Regions from separate parts of the Mus musculus genome. Here region 1 is linked to region 2. The links are chromatin loops, found by intact Hi-C in ENCODE. Cell type or tissue: left cerebral cortex. All regions are shown on one strand. Links, peaks and the distances in the headings refer to the core of each region. The heading gives the core; the rest is flanking DNA.

Region 1 (8,728 bases), core at 538-8,537, 230 kb before region 2:
AACTCTCAGTGTGACATACAAAACTGTACTCTACAAATAAAATTATCTCATGTTATTAACTACATTGGTAAAATTAGAGATCCATTTTTCTACCTTATGATACAGAAATACACTAAGTATTTCTATGTATACAGTTTTATAGACACAAGTCCAACTAACCTTATGCATGAAATACTACTCCCATTCTACAGATGGGAAATCTGAAAGCCATAAAGTTCAATTTGACAAAAGAGAGTCAATTAAAAAAAAACAAAAACAAAACACAAACAAACAAACAAAAATCCTAAGGCTCCAAACTCTTTCCGAAGCTCTTAGGACTAGGAGCCCTTTGACTGCATTTACTGCCCTGCAGTATACATGCACAAAAGGAATGCTGATAATAAAGAAAAAATACAGGGGGCTGGAGAGATGGCTCAGCGGGTAAGAGCACTGACTGCTCTTCCAAAGGTCCTGAGTTCAAATCCCAGCAACCACATGGCGGCTCACAACCACCTGTAGTGGGATCTGATGCTTTCTTCTGGTGTGTCTGAAGAAAGCAACAGTGTACTCATATATATATAAATAAACCTGAAAGAAAGAAAGGGAGTGAGGGAGAGAGAAGAGAGAAGAGAAGAGAACACAGAATGTATTAAAGTGTTTATCATGGAGCCTTCTTTTCCTTTTCTCCATTGTCTGGATTTCTAGAATGTATATTTATGCCCTATGAGAAAAGCATGCTTGCTGTTTGTTCAATGGGCATGTAGTGGTTTCCATGCTGTCTATGCATCCTCTACTCTGCTGTGTTTGAGAAGTGACAATTCTCTCCCTGCACGGCATCCATCTTCAGGAATGGAGCCCCATTCACCCCCACCCCCTGGGAATAGCTCTCTGACTTCCCATTCTGCTGTTCATCGGATCCCCAAATTTCCCTACTACTCCTGTACAAGTGAAACCTCTTTGGTTACACTGTAATTCGTTTCTGAAGTAATTACCACAGTATCGTGTGTACTCCTGGGCTCGAAACTACAGAACGAGGAAGCCTTCGGGATATTTCTTGGCCCCAGGAGCCTGAAGCCCAGCCTTGTCATCCAGCCCCACTGTGGGAGCCCCTGCCTTCACGAATGCACATAGCAGCCTGCTTTAACTTTTTACATCTGAGAATGATGAAGAAGCCACCTGAAGCATGGTTCATGCCATAGTCATAAGTGCAAAGAAACAAAACAGGGTTTGTTCAGAGAATGGTGAAAAGAACTGGACCCTACTAGTGACTATCGCTGTGTCTAACATGCACTCATGTAGCTCCTGCCTTACAAAACTGATTATAAAGAGTTCCCAGGGGCCGGTGAGATGGCTCAGTGGGTCAAAAGGAGCTTGCCACAAACCCTAACGACCTGGATTTGATCCCTGGGATCTATGTTGCAAGGGGGAAAATAACTTTTACAAATTGTGCTCTGACCTCAACACACATCCTATTGTATGCACGGATGGATGGATAGACAGACAGACAGACAGACAGACAGACAGACAGACATCTTTCCCATTCACAGTGAAAATAACTGTGGCTCAGACATCAGGTGCCAACCTCCAGAGCTTCATGAACAGCTTCTGCCCTCTCAGGCAGGGCCTCCGTGCTCCTCACGCGCTCCTCCAAGGTGTTCAACCACGTGGTCTCCAGGTCCAGATAGTGAAGCAGCTCCACCCAGCAAGACCAGACCTCCTAACAAATGTGAAGGGAAAATTAACACGGAAGAGAAGCCATAACCATACGTCATCCCTTCGATCAATAAGAACTCCATTTCAGTGAGTAATATACAGGAATCCAGAAACCAGCGAAGCTAGAATATCAAATAAATGAGGCAAAACTAAATCTTCAATAAAATAGGAGCAATTAAGATGGAAGGAGAAGGAAAAATGGAAAAGAAGCTGCCTCGGTTTTCAGTAAAATGAGTTCCAAGGACCTGGCTAAATGTTAAAAAAAAAAACAAACCTGAATAATTAATAGGGGAAAAAAACAGCAGAGAAATACATTTTCTGTTTGTTTGTTTGTTTGTTTGTTTGTTTTAAAGAAAATGTTAGAGCCGGAGATTTAGCTCAGTGGCTACAACCTGTACTTGCCTGACAAAGGCCCTAAGTCCAATCCCCAGTACCACCACCACCACCACCACCAACACCACCAACACCAACACCAACACCAACACCAACACCAACACCAACACCAACAACAACACCACCACCACCACCACCACCACTACCAACACCACCAACACCACCACCACCACCACCAACACCACCACCACTACCAACACCACCACCACCAACAACAACAACAACAACAACAACACCAACACCACCACCACCAACAACAACAACAACACCAACACCAACAACACCACCACCACCACCACTACCAACACCAACAACAACAACAACAACACCAACAACACCAACACCAACACCAACAACAACAACAACAACAACAACAACAACACCACCAACAACAACAACAACAGCAACACCCCCAGAAAGAGCAAAAGGTAAAAACCATTCAGGATATTTTTTTATAGAAACTTAAATCTCCTAGGACATATCCAATTCCAGTTCCTAGATGACTGATGGGAGCAGATGTCTCTGTAGCCATCTGGACTTCTTTCCAAGTGAGTAAAGATAGACACATAAGAGGATGGGCCCATTTTACCAAAACAGGAGCCAGGTAGTCCTGTGTTCTCCCTACTCAGAGTTCCGAAGTAGGAGAGAAGCCGAGGAAGGCATGCATTTAGAGCCTTCTATCCCCTTGCTCCAGAACAAGAGAGGATCTTATCTGACTGCTAAGATTAGAGCTCTGCACAAAATCCCCTGCATCTGTCTTCTCTACCAAGGTAGGGCACAGTCCCATCCATTCCCCACATCAGCTCTGCTCGCCAGAACAGGGCTCAGCCGGTATTTCTCGAGAGGCACAGAGAAGGTATTTCAGACTTTAGGGGTGACATCCATAGTTTGTCACAGCTTCATCTTTGGTGTATAGGTGTTTACACCATGTTCAATCCTTTAGAAATACCACTCTTAACCAAACCTACCCCCCCCCCAAAAAAAACCAACTTTTTTTTTCAGGGCAGGGTTTCTCTATGTGGCCCTGGCTGTTCCAGACCTCAGGTGTAGGCCAGGCTGGCCTTGGGCTCAGAGATGCTTCTCCCTTCAGGGTGCTGGGATTAAAGGCATAGAACACCATTGCCTAGCTCAAACTACACAATTTATACCTGAGGCCTCTACCATAATTTGTTGACTCTTGGTTCAGAGCAAAAGAAGAAAGAGATTTCTAGTCCCCTTCTCCCATTAATCTTACAAGAAGCAGGCCGAAAAATCTGCTCAGATCTTACAAGAAGTACAATGAGTAAACTCAGTTTAAATCTTCCCTCGGCATTATCAGAACTCACCAGAATGTAATTGCTTATTGTAGGGTGTGTTTCATTTAAATTTGAATAACTCAAAACGCTTCTTAAGACTTTTGACCAGTTTTTTTTTAACCATGAAGATGAGAAAGCACTTTATTAAAATAATCCCACAGAATAATCTAGGTCTTCAGTCTGATAGGCAGTGAGATTCTCCACCTAAAAATGCAATGAAATCTCTACATACTGAAATTCTTTTTCCCCTCCAGTAAATATTAGACACGACTCAAAATAAAAATAAAATAACAGTCAGCCAGGTAAAAGAGAGCTGTCTGGATTCTTATGGTAACCTGAGAACACTAGTGAGCACACAAACCTGCGGGGATCAATTATCACCATTGAACCTCCTGAGAAATGCAGGCAGATCTTGGTCTCCTTTTAACACAAAACAAACAAAAATCTCTCTATTTTTTTATCTACTTGGTCCATAAAAATTACTTTTATAATCCAATGTTTGACAAAGTAATGGCGCTTTCTTTCTTCTTCTTCTTCTTTTTTTTAAATAAGACAGGGAAATCCACACAGCAGAGCTGGGATCTCAGGATGGTAGCCCTGGGGCAAACAAGCTCTTACCTCCAGTGTGTGGCACTTCCCTCGAATTCTATTGCACAGAAGCTGGTAGCTCTCCAGCACCTCGTTGAATTCCGACGTCAACTCCTGGCCACCAGAGGGCACCTTGGCAGCCACCAGCTTGATGCTGTCCTTCAGAATTTTCACCCTCACCTCCTTCTGCAGCACCTCCTCTTTTGCCCTCTGTCCCAAGAAAGGAGCAATTTGAAACATGGCTCTCTGTGACTAATATCTTTCTTTAAAAAATAATAATAATGATTAATCCAATATCAAAACAACTAAATGATTCTATATGCCTCAGTAGAACACTATTTAAAAAATTCTGTAACCTGAGTTTTTTGAAAGAAGAATGCTAAAAATAAAATCTCACTTACTCTTCTAGTTTCCAATTCCCCGAGCCCACAACAGTTTCTTTTTAATACCACCAGAGTTTAGAGGCAAGTTATCCTAAATAGTGTCTACTGGCAAGATATATTTTTAAATTCTGGACTCAGGGTAGGAATCTAAATGAACTCATTTTAAATGACCACTGGAGGTCTGAACACATTAAATTGAAATAAATAAACACCCCCCAAAATGGCAGGACACTGTGGCAGAGGCATCTATTAAAATGGCCCACAAATCCTTGTAAAAACATTTTCCTCCTTGACCATGGGTCCATCCATCCTTCCAATAATGAAGATGAAGAAGCTCCTCTGGACAACCTGATCCAGAAATAGCTGCTTCCTGGCTTTCTCTCGGTGCCCAAGGTGCTCAGTCTCACATGCAGGAAAACCTACCTGCAGCCGTCTTTCACTCCCCCCTTTAGCTTGCTTTATTGCTTAATGGATTTCAGCTCTCCCAGGGTGAGGGAAAAAGTAATTAAGTGTAGTGGCTTTTAAATTCCTAATGGCTGTTTTAAAGAATAAAAATAAATAGAGTGTTGCCCAATCAGGGATTGTAATCTCATTTTTCTTCACTGTCAACTACAATGACTTTTAAAATCAGCAGCAAACTGCAGCTCCAAAAGTGTGAGTGATAAATGAGTTAGCCATTCTTTACATAGTAATCTACTTTTAAATATTTTCAGTACTAAAAATAGTTTTAAAACTTTTCAAAAAGAGCTACATGACCAGTACCCCCGAAGCTAGTGTCTCTAGCTGCATATATAGCAGAAGATGGCCTAGCCGGCCATCAGTGGAAAGAGAGGCCCATTGGTCGTGCAAACTTTATGTACCTCAGTGCAGGGGACCGCCAGGGCCGGGAGGTGGGAGTGGGTGGGTAGGGGAGTGAGGGAGGAGGGTATGGGGGACTTTTGGGATAGCATTGGAAATGTAAATGAGGAAAATACCTAATAAAAAAAATTTTAGAAAAAAGAAAATTATATATATATTGATCCCCGACACAGATTAAATAAGTCTCTTTTCATATCTACTGACTCAAGATAGCATGCATGAATGTCACATAGAATCTTTTTAAAAACTACCTGCACAGAAAAGTTTGCCTTAGTTATACTACTAGTTGAGTTAACCAACTTAATTGGTAGTATAACTACTAGTTAACAATATACCATGTTACTTGATCTTTTACAAAGAGAAGTGTACTTTTTTTTTTTAATTTTTTTTTTAAGGACAGGATTTCTCCGTGTAGCCCTGGCTGCTCTGAAACTTGCTCTGTAGACTGACTAGCCTCAAACACAGAGATCCACCTACCTCTGCCCCTCTGCCCCTCTGCCCCTCTGCCCCTCTGCCCCTCTGCCCCTCTGCCCCTCTGCCCCTCTGCCCCTGCCTCTGAAGTACTGGGGTTAAAGCTGTATCCCCACCACCACCACCACCTGACAAGAAGGATGACTCTTAAAGACAGAATCACGCCCTCATGCTAGAAGGATAGTGGAGGCAAATGTGGGTCTGAGGCCCAGTTCTTTCCTTATACAAGGACAACTACTGACACAGGAATAGATGTTTCTGGAACCACAGCTTGTAACTCCAACTTATCTTCACCTTATCTTCTCTGTATACGCCAAGATTTCTGCTCAAGGACATTGTGGGGTTCCTATGTGCCCTCATTACTGACTCTATATCTCCTACCTCCTGCTCCTGGGATGTTCTGGGGTTCCCATGTACTCCCAATACTGACTTGAATGTAGCCTTTGCCTCCTGCTCCAAAGACATTCTGGGGTTCCCTGGGCCCCCACGAATGACTAGAATGAAACCCATTAGAACTAGAATAACCTCCAAGTCTCCTTTGCTCCTTACCAAAACTTACACTTCCTGGAAACAGTGATAGAAGTCACACGGTACCATGACTAGAATTAACACCATAAAATATACACCAAGAAACTGCTAAAAGGGTAAAAAAAAAATTTATATTATATGTGTTTATTGCAATAATAAAAGAAAAATGAGTTTCTCCTCACAACCCTTCTTCGAGACAGAAACCTCCATGACTATCCACAGGGACTTCCCAGAATCGATCTACTCTGGGGTGGACTTGAACCAGTGGACTGGCATCAGCCTCTTTCCCAACTAAGATTACCACAGCTGCTCATCACTCACTCCTACTGAGAGCAGACTTGTCCATAGGGTTCTGTGCAGTGTGATAGGTGAAAGACCAACAGACTAACTAGTGTGAAGAGGGCAGTCGGGAGGAAGGCCTTACCTTCATTTCCTCCACCGCACTCTCGAGTTCTTCTGGAGATTTGTACTCGAAGTCCCTCTCCAGGTAGTCCTCTTCAGCCTGTGCCATCCACTCCTGCATCTCAGCCAAATCCTTTTTCAAGTTCAGGGCTTTTTCTTGACTATCTGACAGCCTGCTTTTTTGAATAGCAATCTAGGAAGGAAACGCCAATTCCACTCAATAAATAAATTTTAATACGTTAAATGCCAAGTTCTACCCTTTAATATTTAAAGGCACTGCAATAGATTTCCAGTCTTATTTTTTAACATTTAAATAAAACTTTTAAAGCATCCTGTGCTGGTGCTGTGTAATGTAAGAAAGGATGAAAATATAATGACTTCTATACAACATTTTAGACATGAACCTAACTAGAAGATATCTAATATAACTCTGAAAATAGGGTTCACAGCTGGTGTTTTTTCTCCCTGGCAGCCTGCACTGTACTCCCAACACTGTGAAAGGTAAGCAGCAGAAACTAACTAGGTTTCTGACCTTTTAATTCCACATTAAGGAGCTTCACCTATAGCGATAAAGGTATGAACATCAAGTAATTTAATTGTAACACTGTCTATTATATAAAAAATAAAACAGGAAGCAGAATTCCCATGGTGTGGCCTCACATTCTAAACTGAGCCTGGAGTTGGGCACAGTCACACATTCTTGTAATATCAGCCCTTGGAAGGCAGAAGCAGGTGTGTCTCTGTAAATCCAGGGCTAGCCTGCTCTACAGAAGAAGACCTGTTCTCAAAAAAATGTTCTTAAAAATAAGGGGAAAAAACTGAGGATGAAAAGAACTATTACAAAAGATGTCCACAAGGCATTACCCTATAAAATGTTGGTTAGAAAGTAGAAGGTAGGACTGGAGAGATGGCTCAGTGGTTAAGAGCACTGACTGCTCTTCCGAAGGACCTGAGTTCAAATCCCAACAACCACATGGTGGCTCACAACCATCTGTACAGTTACAGTGTACTCACATACATAAATCTTAAAAAAAAAAAAACAGAAAGTAGAAGATAGACGTTGGAGAGATGGCTCAGTGGTTAAGAGCACTTGCTGCTCTTCCCGAGGATGCAGGTTCAATTCCCAGTCCCCACATGATGGCTCACAACTCCTCTGTAACTGTAACTCCAGTTCAAGTTCAAGAAAATCCAACACTCTACATACACAGACATACAGACAGACAAAACACCAAGGCACATAAGTAAAGTGTTTTGTAAAAGAAAAAGGAGGGGGAGGAGAAGGAGAGAAGGAGAGAAGAAGAAGAAGGAGGAGGAGGAGGAGGAGGAGGAGGAGGAGGAGGAGGAAGTAGAACATATATTTGAAAATAGCTATCTGTCTGAATCTGGCTCAGTAACTTTATGAAGTACTTCAGAGGAGTCTGGGAATATTTTCAGAGCTCCTCACCTAACCACAAATGCACTTCGGCTGAAAGAGATGATCGTGTCACACAGGAATCGTCCAACCTTCCCCTGACACGTCCAGTAGCCTGCTCAAATTACATGTCTGAGTGGAGGCCAGAGCTGACAGAAACCGGAGGCCAGGCCAGGAACAGGATGGGCTCACAGGAATGTGGGTTAAGGAATGGTTAGTGGCTTTCCTGTTCCCTCCCTCCAAACAGGAGCACAGGCCTAAAAATAGACAAGGAACTTTTCTTTCCATGCCCACCCCGCAAGCTAGGGTGTGACTCTTCTAGGAGAAGCCACAATAGCACACAGTGCTCCTCTCCCTTGCTCAACACTTTAAGCAGCTCTTGATAAAACTATGGCATAGTGTGTGTGTGTGTGGGGGGGGGTAAAATGCAATGTAGTCACATAAATGTAGACTCTTGGTTTACATTTCCTGAACAACAATAAATATTATCATTTTAGTGGATCCATAGAAAAGTTGAAAATAAAATCCACAAGATCATAACTATAGACTTGGTATTTTAGGACAGTGTTAAATTCTGTCATGGTAGCATACATGAGACACATTTCTGTACATTTTAGTTTGACATGGCCTGTGTTTACTTATTTTTATTTTGTGTGTAGGGATATTTTGCCTGTACACAGTCTGTGTACAGACTGTGTAACTTTGTG
Region 2 (8,728 bases), core at 463-8,462:
TTTTTAATTGCTCTTACTATTTTTTGGTAAATATTTATTTATTTATTTATAATGTATATGAGTACACATGTGGTTGTGAGCCATCATGTGATTGCTGGGAATTTGAGTTCAGGACCTCTGCTTGCTCCGGTTGGCTCCGCAGGCTCTGGCCTAAAGATTTATTTATTATTATATCTTAAGTTCACTGTAGCTGTCTTTAGAGACATCAGAAGAAGGTATCAGATCTCATTCAGGACCTTCGGAAGAGCAGTCAGTGCTCTTAACTGCTGAGCCATCTCTCCAGCCCCTGAGGCAAATATCAACTCTTTCTGTAGCTGATGTTGCTGTAGCTATAGCTGTTGTAGTAGCTATAACTATAGCTGTAGCTGTAGCTGTAGCGCACGAGAGAGAGAGAGAGAGAGAGAGAGAGAGAGAGAGAGAGAGAGAGAGAGAGAATCTACATTCAGGTACATGCACTTGAGTGTCAGTTGTGAGCCACTAAGTGAGTGCTGGGAATTGAACCTGTGTCTTCTAGAAGAACTAGCTCTTAACCACTGAGCAATCTCTCAAGCCCCAAGAAGCAAATATCAACTCTTTCTGTAGCTGATGTTGCTGTAGCTGTAGCTGTAGCTATTGCTGTTTTACTTTCCTTGTTTGAGACAGGCATTACTGTAGCCTGGCTGGCCTGGAATCTACTATGTAACTCAGGCTCCTGAGTGCTGGGATTACAGATTTCCACTAGGCCCAGGCTATCATTTTTTTTTTTTAATTTTTATGTGCATTGGTATTTTGCATACATGTGAATATGTATGAAGGCGCCAGATCCCTTGGAACTAGAGTTGTAGACAATTGTGAGCAGCTGGGAATTGAACCTAGGTCCTCTGAAAGAACAGCTGGTGCTCTTGACCACTGAGCATCTCTCCAGCCCCTCGCTGTGTTTCTTAATACAGCAGTCATTTGTGTGTCTGTGTGTCTACCAAACCTGATTAAAATTTATTTGTGGCACATTTCTACCACATCCTCCAGATGAGGATACAATGAACAGAATCAGGGGTGAACTATGTCCAGGGGATTTGGGGGCCATTCATTTATTCAGTGTTCAGAGAGTGCACGTAACATTCTAGAGGCGCTCACTGTTAGGCTTAGGTCCCAGTTCACACTGGTGAGCACCCAGGGCGGGCCCTGGGCTGAGAGGGCTGACAGAGCAGCCAGTGCTGCCCTGGCCTGACTCACTTCCTGTGTCCCAGACCATTACTGCCCCGGGCAGTCTGCTCACACTGGCAGGCCACTTCCTATGTCTCTATGTGGACTTTAGTCTGTGTGCAATACTGACCCCTATCGCCTAGGATTCAGTTTTAACTATGTCCTTCCTTCCTTCCTTCCTTCCTCCCTCCCTCCCTTCCTTCCTCCCCTCCTTCCTTTCACTGGGGCCTCATTAACTAGCCCTTGCTTGCCTAAAATGTGTTATGTAGACCAGGTTGGTCTCACACTGTCAGAGATTCACCTGCCTTTGCCTCCCAAGTGTTTAATTAGAAGCTTATGCACTTAATTAAAGGCATTCATTTGTATCATTCGTTCAAATGGTGAAACAGCCATCACTCTGTTCTAGGTCTAGAAGCACTGTTCATGGAAATTAAGCTTAAGCCAGATTGGTTCACACGCACACCCCTAAAATAGTCCTGTGCCTAATTGTACAGATATGAATAGATGCATGTTCTCTACCTCCTTTGGTGTCATCCTTACTATTAAACTATCTCGAGATTCCATTTCATCTTAGTCAGAAAGGCTACCATTAAGAAATCACACACGCAAAAAAACCATACCAAACCAAACCAAACCAAACAAACAAACAAAACAGAATAAAACAAAACCTCAAACCAACAAAACAAAACAAAATCAATTAAAATAAATCTCCTCCTTCCAAAAGCTGTGCATAGTAGTGACCCCATGTCTTTAATGTTAACACTTGGGAGGCAGATGCAGGCAGATCTCTGTGAGTTCAAGGCCAGAATGGTCTATATAGTGAATTCCAGTCTATCCAGGACATAGAGAGAGACCCTGTCTCAAAACACACACACACACACACACACACACACACACACACACACCCCTAAAAATAGACCTACCATATAGTATACTACTCCTGGGTGTTTACCAAAGAAACCTAAGACAGCAACCGCAAAGATCTGTGTGCACAGACACATATGCAGGCATGTTTAAAGCTGCACCCCCGCTGCCAAGGAAAGAGGTCAGCCCAGGCACTGAACAGTGGCTGAGTGAATAGAGAAAACTCAGTGTACCTGCACAATCGGGTTTTTGTTCTGCCATATCTCAGAACAAACTTAGGCCATTTTCAGAAGAAAGATGAAACTGGAGATCATGTTAACGGAAACAAGACAGTTCACAAAGACATATACCACAGATTCTCTCTCCTGTGGAATCTGCTTTGGAAATGGATATCTATAAAACTTGAACGTAGATGGCAGTACATGGGAAGAGTAAAGGATTTGAGCACAAGGGTGGGTCGAGCATCACAGAGCAACAGGCTGCATACAAGCAAACCACGGGATACACAGGTTTGAAAATGTCACTATGAAATACATCATTTTGTGCTATGAATATACTAATAAACTTTTAAGAACCCGAGGCATTAAATTTTACTTCCTTTGAATCATTAGCACACGCCTGAAGTACATTGCATGCATTTGAGGTGTTTATCGACTAATTAAAACTCTACCTAAAGATAAACAGCAGCCTGGATGGAGCTGAGGAGGTGGCTCAGCAGCTAAGAGCACTTGCTGTTCTTACAGAGGACCTGGGTTTGGTTCCTGGAGCCCACGTGGCAGATTGTAAACCAACCCCAGTTCCAGGGCACCTGTAGCTTCCTCCTGACCGCACAGCAGGCACCCATGTGGTGTACTTACAGACAACCGCGCATACACACTAAAATAAATGAATAAAAGTGAAAGACCAAAAAGCTAATCAAAACCCCCAAGCCCCAACTGACCGCTGAGGACTGAGAACGCTTCTGGTGTAGGAGTCTTCCAACTGACCACGATGTCTGTTTAACATTGATGGCTCATGCAAACAAACACACACGCATACATGCATACACACATACACACATACATATACATATCCCCCTAACTTCATAGCTGTCTTCAGCATTTGAAAGGAAAATGCGTAACTGAAACAAAGATTATTGACGCCAAAGAAGGGTTTCATCATACAGTTAAAACAATGCTCATGAAAATTATTTCAGTGATGAGTTATTCTGCTTAATGGAAGATCTTTTTTAAATAAATAAATAAAGATTAAAAGATTTGGAGGAAAAGTCAACTTCCTGTCTGTAACTTAAGACAGTTATTAAAAAACAAAAAAAAAAGATAAGGTTTATTCAAACAAACTTACCTCAAGTTTACCAGTAGGTGTCACAATTTAAATATGCTGATATCATTTCCCACAGAGTTCCGAGTTTTTCGAAAAATATTTTTCTACGACTCCAGATAACTGAATGGACCTGAGGAACACGTGAAAATAAATGATCAATGGTAATAACCAACGTTTCCGAGGTTTTATGATTGTAGAGAGGGGTTTATTTAATCAGTGTCTCAACTTATTCAAAAGGCTGGGGAGTTCCTTGAGCCACGCCTACAAAATGTGTTTAAGATCTTGGACTGCTTTGATAAAAAACACTTTTGGAGAGAATAGGGTGGCACACGCCTTTAATCCCAGCACTTGGGAGGTAGAGGCAGGAGGATTTCTGAGAGTTCGAGGCCAGCCTGGCCTACAAAGTGAGTTCCAGGACAGCCAGGGCTACACGGAGAAACCCTGTCTCGAGAAACCAAAAACCAAACCAAACCAAACCAAACCAAAACAAAAAAACCCAAAGAAAATAGGAGAAGATAAAAATCGAAAATATTTCAAATTCTGGGTCTTCATGGTCAAATGGTACATTTTTGAAAGACTGCATGTGAACACGTTAAACTTTGAGGGGGGGGGAAATGAAAAGAAAGGAAAGAAAGAAAACAAAGGGAAAGGAAGAAAAAAGAAGGGGGTGGGGAGCGGACAGAGGAAAGGCAAAAGCGGACTTGTTTTTTTTTTTTTTTTTTTTTTCTTTTTTCTTCTGTGCAAAAGTACTTTTGCAAAAAGTTAGCCAATACCAGACCTCTCCGGGGAGCCTCTTCCCGCCTGGCTCAGGTCGGTTCCTGGAGACACGGTCGCTTCACTGCGGGAAATTGGGCTGCCTTGTAGCAGCGCCCTATTAAGGATTAAAGAACATTTCTTTCAACTGAAATAAGACTTCTAAATTTCCAAAAGCTCTGGACCTAAAAACAACTGACAGACCGCGGCAAGGAACAAAACAGCAACTTTACCAGGAGTGGGGTTCGAACCCACGCAGACATATGTCCATTGGATCTTAAGTCCAACGCCTTAACCACTCGGCCATCCTGGTGCAGGCGTGCTCTCTTCTCTTTGCTGTTCCTACAAAGCTCACAATACCGTCCTCATTTTCCCCAGTTACTCGAGGATGCTTCTGCGCAGGCTGCGCGGCGCTTTCCCGACCCGGCTACAGAGACTCGGAGACTGCCGCCGGGGTTTCGCGCCGCCGCCGCCGCCGCCGCTCACTGTCGCCCCGAGATCTCGGCGGCAGCGAAGGAACTGCAGGAGCAGAGAGCGGGACAGAGCTCTGGGCCGGCGGGCGCCGGCTCTCCTTGCTCACTGTAGGTGCGCGGGCGCGACAAACAAACTCCACAGCTAACTTCTGGGCTCCGGAGCGGAGGTGGGAGGGGTCCCTCGGGCGGTGTAGGCACGGGTCCGCAGGGCAACCATCAGTGTGTTTCTTCTAAATCGAATAGGTTCCCGGGGCCCGGCACCTGTGCGCGCGCGGCTTTCCTTCCTCGCCAGTGTTACCACATGCCGGAAGGAGGTTCCGGAGAAAGAGGAGGTTCCGGAGAAAGCTGTGTGGTCAGGGCAGTGTGGCCCAATCCCCCACCCCCTCCCTGGTTGTGTAGACACTGTCCCCTTTGCTCTGCTTCAAATGCAGGGTCAAGACCTCCTGGATTCCTGCCACCCCTACAGCTCCCCTAGAGGGCAAACTCTTGTTTTAACTTGTCTCCTGTTTTAGCTCCCCTTTTGTTGTTGGGACAAAACACCCACAACAAAAAGCAATTTAGGGTACAGCGGTTTATTTGCATTACTTCGGCTGTTCCTCAAAACCTTGGCTCTACCCCAGGGTTCAGGCTAGGTGTTTCTGCAGCTGCAGGCAGGGAGCTGGTGGCTGAGCCTTGCTCTGGCTGTCCCACCTTGTCCCTCTCCCCTAACCCACCCCCATGTTTGGTTTATACAGGTCTGGTGGCTTCAGTCTTTGACTGTAAACCTAGGATGCACTGTTTCACAAAGTGCCCCACTGTTTCAGACCTCCCAGTGGCTCCCTCAAACATTTTCTCAGTTTCACTGTAATGATCCAACTGCTCTACCATCTCTCACAGCTCTGTGACCCCCAGGGAACACCCAGCTTTTGGTTCTCTTGAGTCCTGGTTAAGTCTGACCGGACTCCTTACGAAGGAACTCTACTCTAGCATCCAGACAGCTCCTGTCTATCTCCCAATGGCGGGAACTCCACTGACCTTTGCCTGACCATGTTCCTCAATAGTACCTTTAGGGCATCCAGGGTAAGCACTCAGAGAAGTACACCAGAGAGCCTAGGTCCTCAGGCCTTGTTCTCTGTGCGGACACTGTGCTAGAGTCTGGAGGCAGCCTGTGGAATGTAACATGGGGTCAGTAACATGGGGTGATTACCTCACCAGGTGATCAGAGAGAGGCCTGAAGCTGCACGCAATGGGTGTTAAATGCAAATGAGAACATGAGAACATGTGCACTCTATAACCCAAGCATTGCTCTAAGCTCCCTACACACAGTTTTGTCTAGCTTGATTTTTTTTTTTTTTTTTTTTTGAGATAGGGTCTCACTATGTAGCTCTGGCTGTCCTGGAACTCTCTATATAGACCAGGCTGTCCTTAAACTCACAGAGACCTGTCTGTCTCTGCCTCCTAAATGTCAGGGTTAAAGGCTTAGAGTGAGTACCACTCTTCAGGGGCTCGGTTAATTTTCTTAATAACTGTAATGTAGGCGTTCCTATCCTCATTTTGAATGAGGCCATAGAGATCTCTTGCAGACTTGCTCAACTAAAGGAAGCCCCCTGCCTGCACTGCTGCTGTTGCCCGGGGCTGCAGAACTTCTCCACCAACCCAGCTTTGCACCGGAGGGTTCTTCTCAGAAATATTCTTTCTGGTGCTCTAGACGATTGCATTTCCGTTTTCTGGCCTCAGTTCAGGGATGGGTCTGGAACACAAGTTAGTTTTTAATCAGAGTTGCAAGTAATCCTTGGGTTCCTTGGGAAGAGATGTCAGTCAGTCATCGATGGAGCATATCATATTGTGATAAGGAGTACCGTAACAGTCATTCACACCCCATATAGTGTTCTGTGATATGAGGAGCTCATGGAGCTACCTGCAGTTATTTAGCCAACAGCCTTCAACCATCAGGTGCTGCTAATGACTGTGTTTAAGTCTTCAGATTCCAGTCCCAGATCCTCAAGTGACATCCCCTCACCCAAAGCCACTAAATCCTCTAAGTGCCCAGAGGCCATAGAAAAGAAACCCACCTGGCCTCACTATACATTAAAAAAAGAAAAAAAGATGTATTTATTTACTATGTAAAGTGTTCTGTCTGCATGCCAGAAGAAGGAGGCACCAGATTTTGATATAGATGGTTATGAACTATCATGTGGTTGCTGGGAATTGAACTCAGGACCTCCAGAGGAGCAGCTAGTACTTTTTACCTCTGAGCTGTCTCTCCAGCCCCCATACATTTTTTTTTAAACTCTTGATTTTCAGTATCTGTGGACATAATAAAAATCACTATTGTTTGGCAATGCTTAAGTTTGTATGCTGAAGCGAAGCAGATCTGAGGCTGACAATCTCGGAGCATTGTGATGAAGCACTGAGAGTATTATGAGATATGTCTTCCACCTTCACTGGGAATCTTCTGGGGGAAGATGCTGCTCCTGGGGGAAGACGCTGTTTTCCATATCTACATCTTCTGTGAGAACAAAAGTCTTATCCCTAGTAAGTAGCTGCAAGGGAGTCCAGGAAGCAAAAGTTCTAGTGTTTGTTTTACGATGGTGTCCTCAAGTATGAGAAATTACCCAAGCACAGGGAAAGGGTGTTCAAGTGAGGCTAACAATCTCAAGGCATAAAAAAACACTCGCTTTAGTGTTTGAAGGAAACATGGAAACCCTTTCATAATGGCACTTGCTATAGCCAACAGTGTTAGCCCATACATTAACTAGATTTTATAACGTAATGACTGTCAGGTTAAGAAGCTATTTGGGCATGATTCTTAAAGGAAAGTTTCATGATAAATTATCTTCACAATGCATATGTGTTTAGTTAAGCTATGATATGCTGTACAGATTGCTTTAAAATGGTTTTGCCCCTAGCCAGGAGGTGGTGGTTTATGCCTTTAATTCCCACACTGGGGAGGCAGAGGCAGATGGATCTCTGAGTTCAAGGGCTAGTTCTAGGACAGTCAGGGCTACACAAAGAAATCCTGTCTTGTAAATAAAAAATACCCTTGAGTGCTTTTTGGACAGTCTTACTCCATAGCCCAGGTTGGCCTCTCACCCTCCTGTCTCAGCCTCCCTGTTGTTAGGATGATAGGTTACACTGGCATGTCTAGTCATGTCCAGGCTATGAATGTGTTGATATTCCCCCCGTCAATAGATAGGGCTTACTTCCTATCCCCTGTGAGCCTGGACTGGCTGCATGGATTCATTTTTAAATAATAGAATTAAGCAGATAGAGGCATGCACCCAGCTAATCATTGGTGGCTTGCTTTCAGATCATTCTCTGTGAAGGAAGCCAGCTGCTCTGTCATGAATAACTCTATAGAGGCTCCCATAGTGAGGACCTGAAGCTCCAAGCCCCCAGCTTCTACCTCCTACCTCCCAGCTCCTACCTCCCACTTTCCAGCTCCCACTTCTCAGCTCCCACCTCCCACCTCCCACCTCCCACCCTCTACCCCAGAACCCAAGATTTCCATGAGTGAGCTTGGATAGATTTCTCCAGCTCAGTACAATCTTCAGATGGCCATGGCTCTAGCCAAAACTTTGACTGCAACTGGTGAGTGACCCTGAGCAGGAATCACCCAGCTAAGGCCCTGTTCCCCAACCCCCAAGAACTGTGAATGAAAACCAGCTTTTGTGATTGTATGTTTGCATTATTTCTTACATGGCTGTGGATGATCAATGCATTTCTCTATCACTGATACACATTCATAGGCATGCGTTCTTTATCCACAGATAGATTTAGCAATGTTAATCATGGTGAGTCCCTAATATTCAACTTTCCTTTTCCATTTATTTTCAAACTCATGAGTGAATTGATCACTTGTACTTTCTAAGCCTACCTACCCTTAGCTTTCTCTAGAATCTTCTTCATGTGTCTTTTTCTTTTGTTTTTTAAATTGGGGTGTCACTATGTAGGTCAGGCTAGCCTGCAACTCTCTATGTAGAGCAGGCTGGCCTTTAATTTACAGAGCTTTTCCTGCTACTGCCTCCCAAGCTCCCCAAATATGGCTTTTACTATGCTCTCTATATCCACCAAAGCTTAGTCAGAGGGGCTGGAAAGATGGCTCAGTGGTACCGGCTGCTCTTCCAGAGGATGTGGGTTCAATTCCCAGCACC

Evidence for each region. A loop is a pair of places that touch in the nucleus more often than their neighbours do. Peaks named below come from ENCODE experiments on the same cell type or tissue, not always from the same donor. Only the 100,000 strongest peaks of a DNase experiment are listed, where the experiment ranks them.
Region 1: a loop joins it to region 2, with 3 times the contacts of the local background. A loop is called at or near these places in 16 of 42 quality-filtered maps.

What each region holds. Positions count from the first base shown.
Region 1 is chr10:12,686,732-12,695,459 of GRCm38, forward strand. It overlaps Utrn (utrophin), which reads right to left. Exons shown (of 74, transcript NM_011682.4): 25 at 6,633-6,803; 26 at 3,999-4,178; 27 at 1,562-1,696. Among named protein-coding and RNA genes, the nearest start is that of Utrn, 170 kb to the right of the region's middle. In left cerebral cortex, for the core only: a CTCF peak has its summit at 4,098 (motif pointing right); a DNase peak (open chromatin) is centred at 4,083.
Region 2 is chr10:12,918,219-12,926,946 of GRCm38, forward strand. It overlaps B230208H11Rik (RIKEN cDNA B230208H11 gene), which reads right to left and starts at 4,909. Exons shown (of 3, transcript NR_038028.1): 1 at 4,356-4,909; 2 at 3,391-3,499. It overlaps n-TLtaa3 (a tRNA gene), which reads right to left and starts at 4,435; the gene lies at 4,353-4,435. In left cerebral cortex, for the core only: CTCF peaks have their summits at 1,315, 3,430 (motif pointing right) and 4,624; DNase peaks (open chromatin) are centred at 1,262, 3,695 and 4,446; H3K4me3 peaks cover 2,147 bases; H3K27ac peaks cover 785 bases.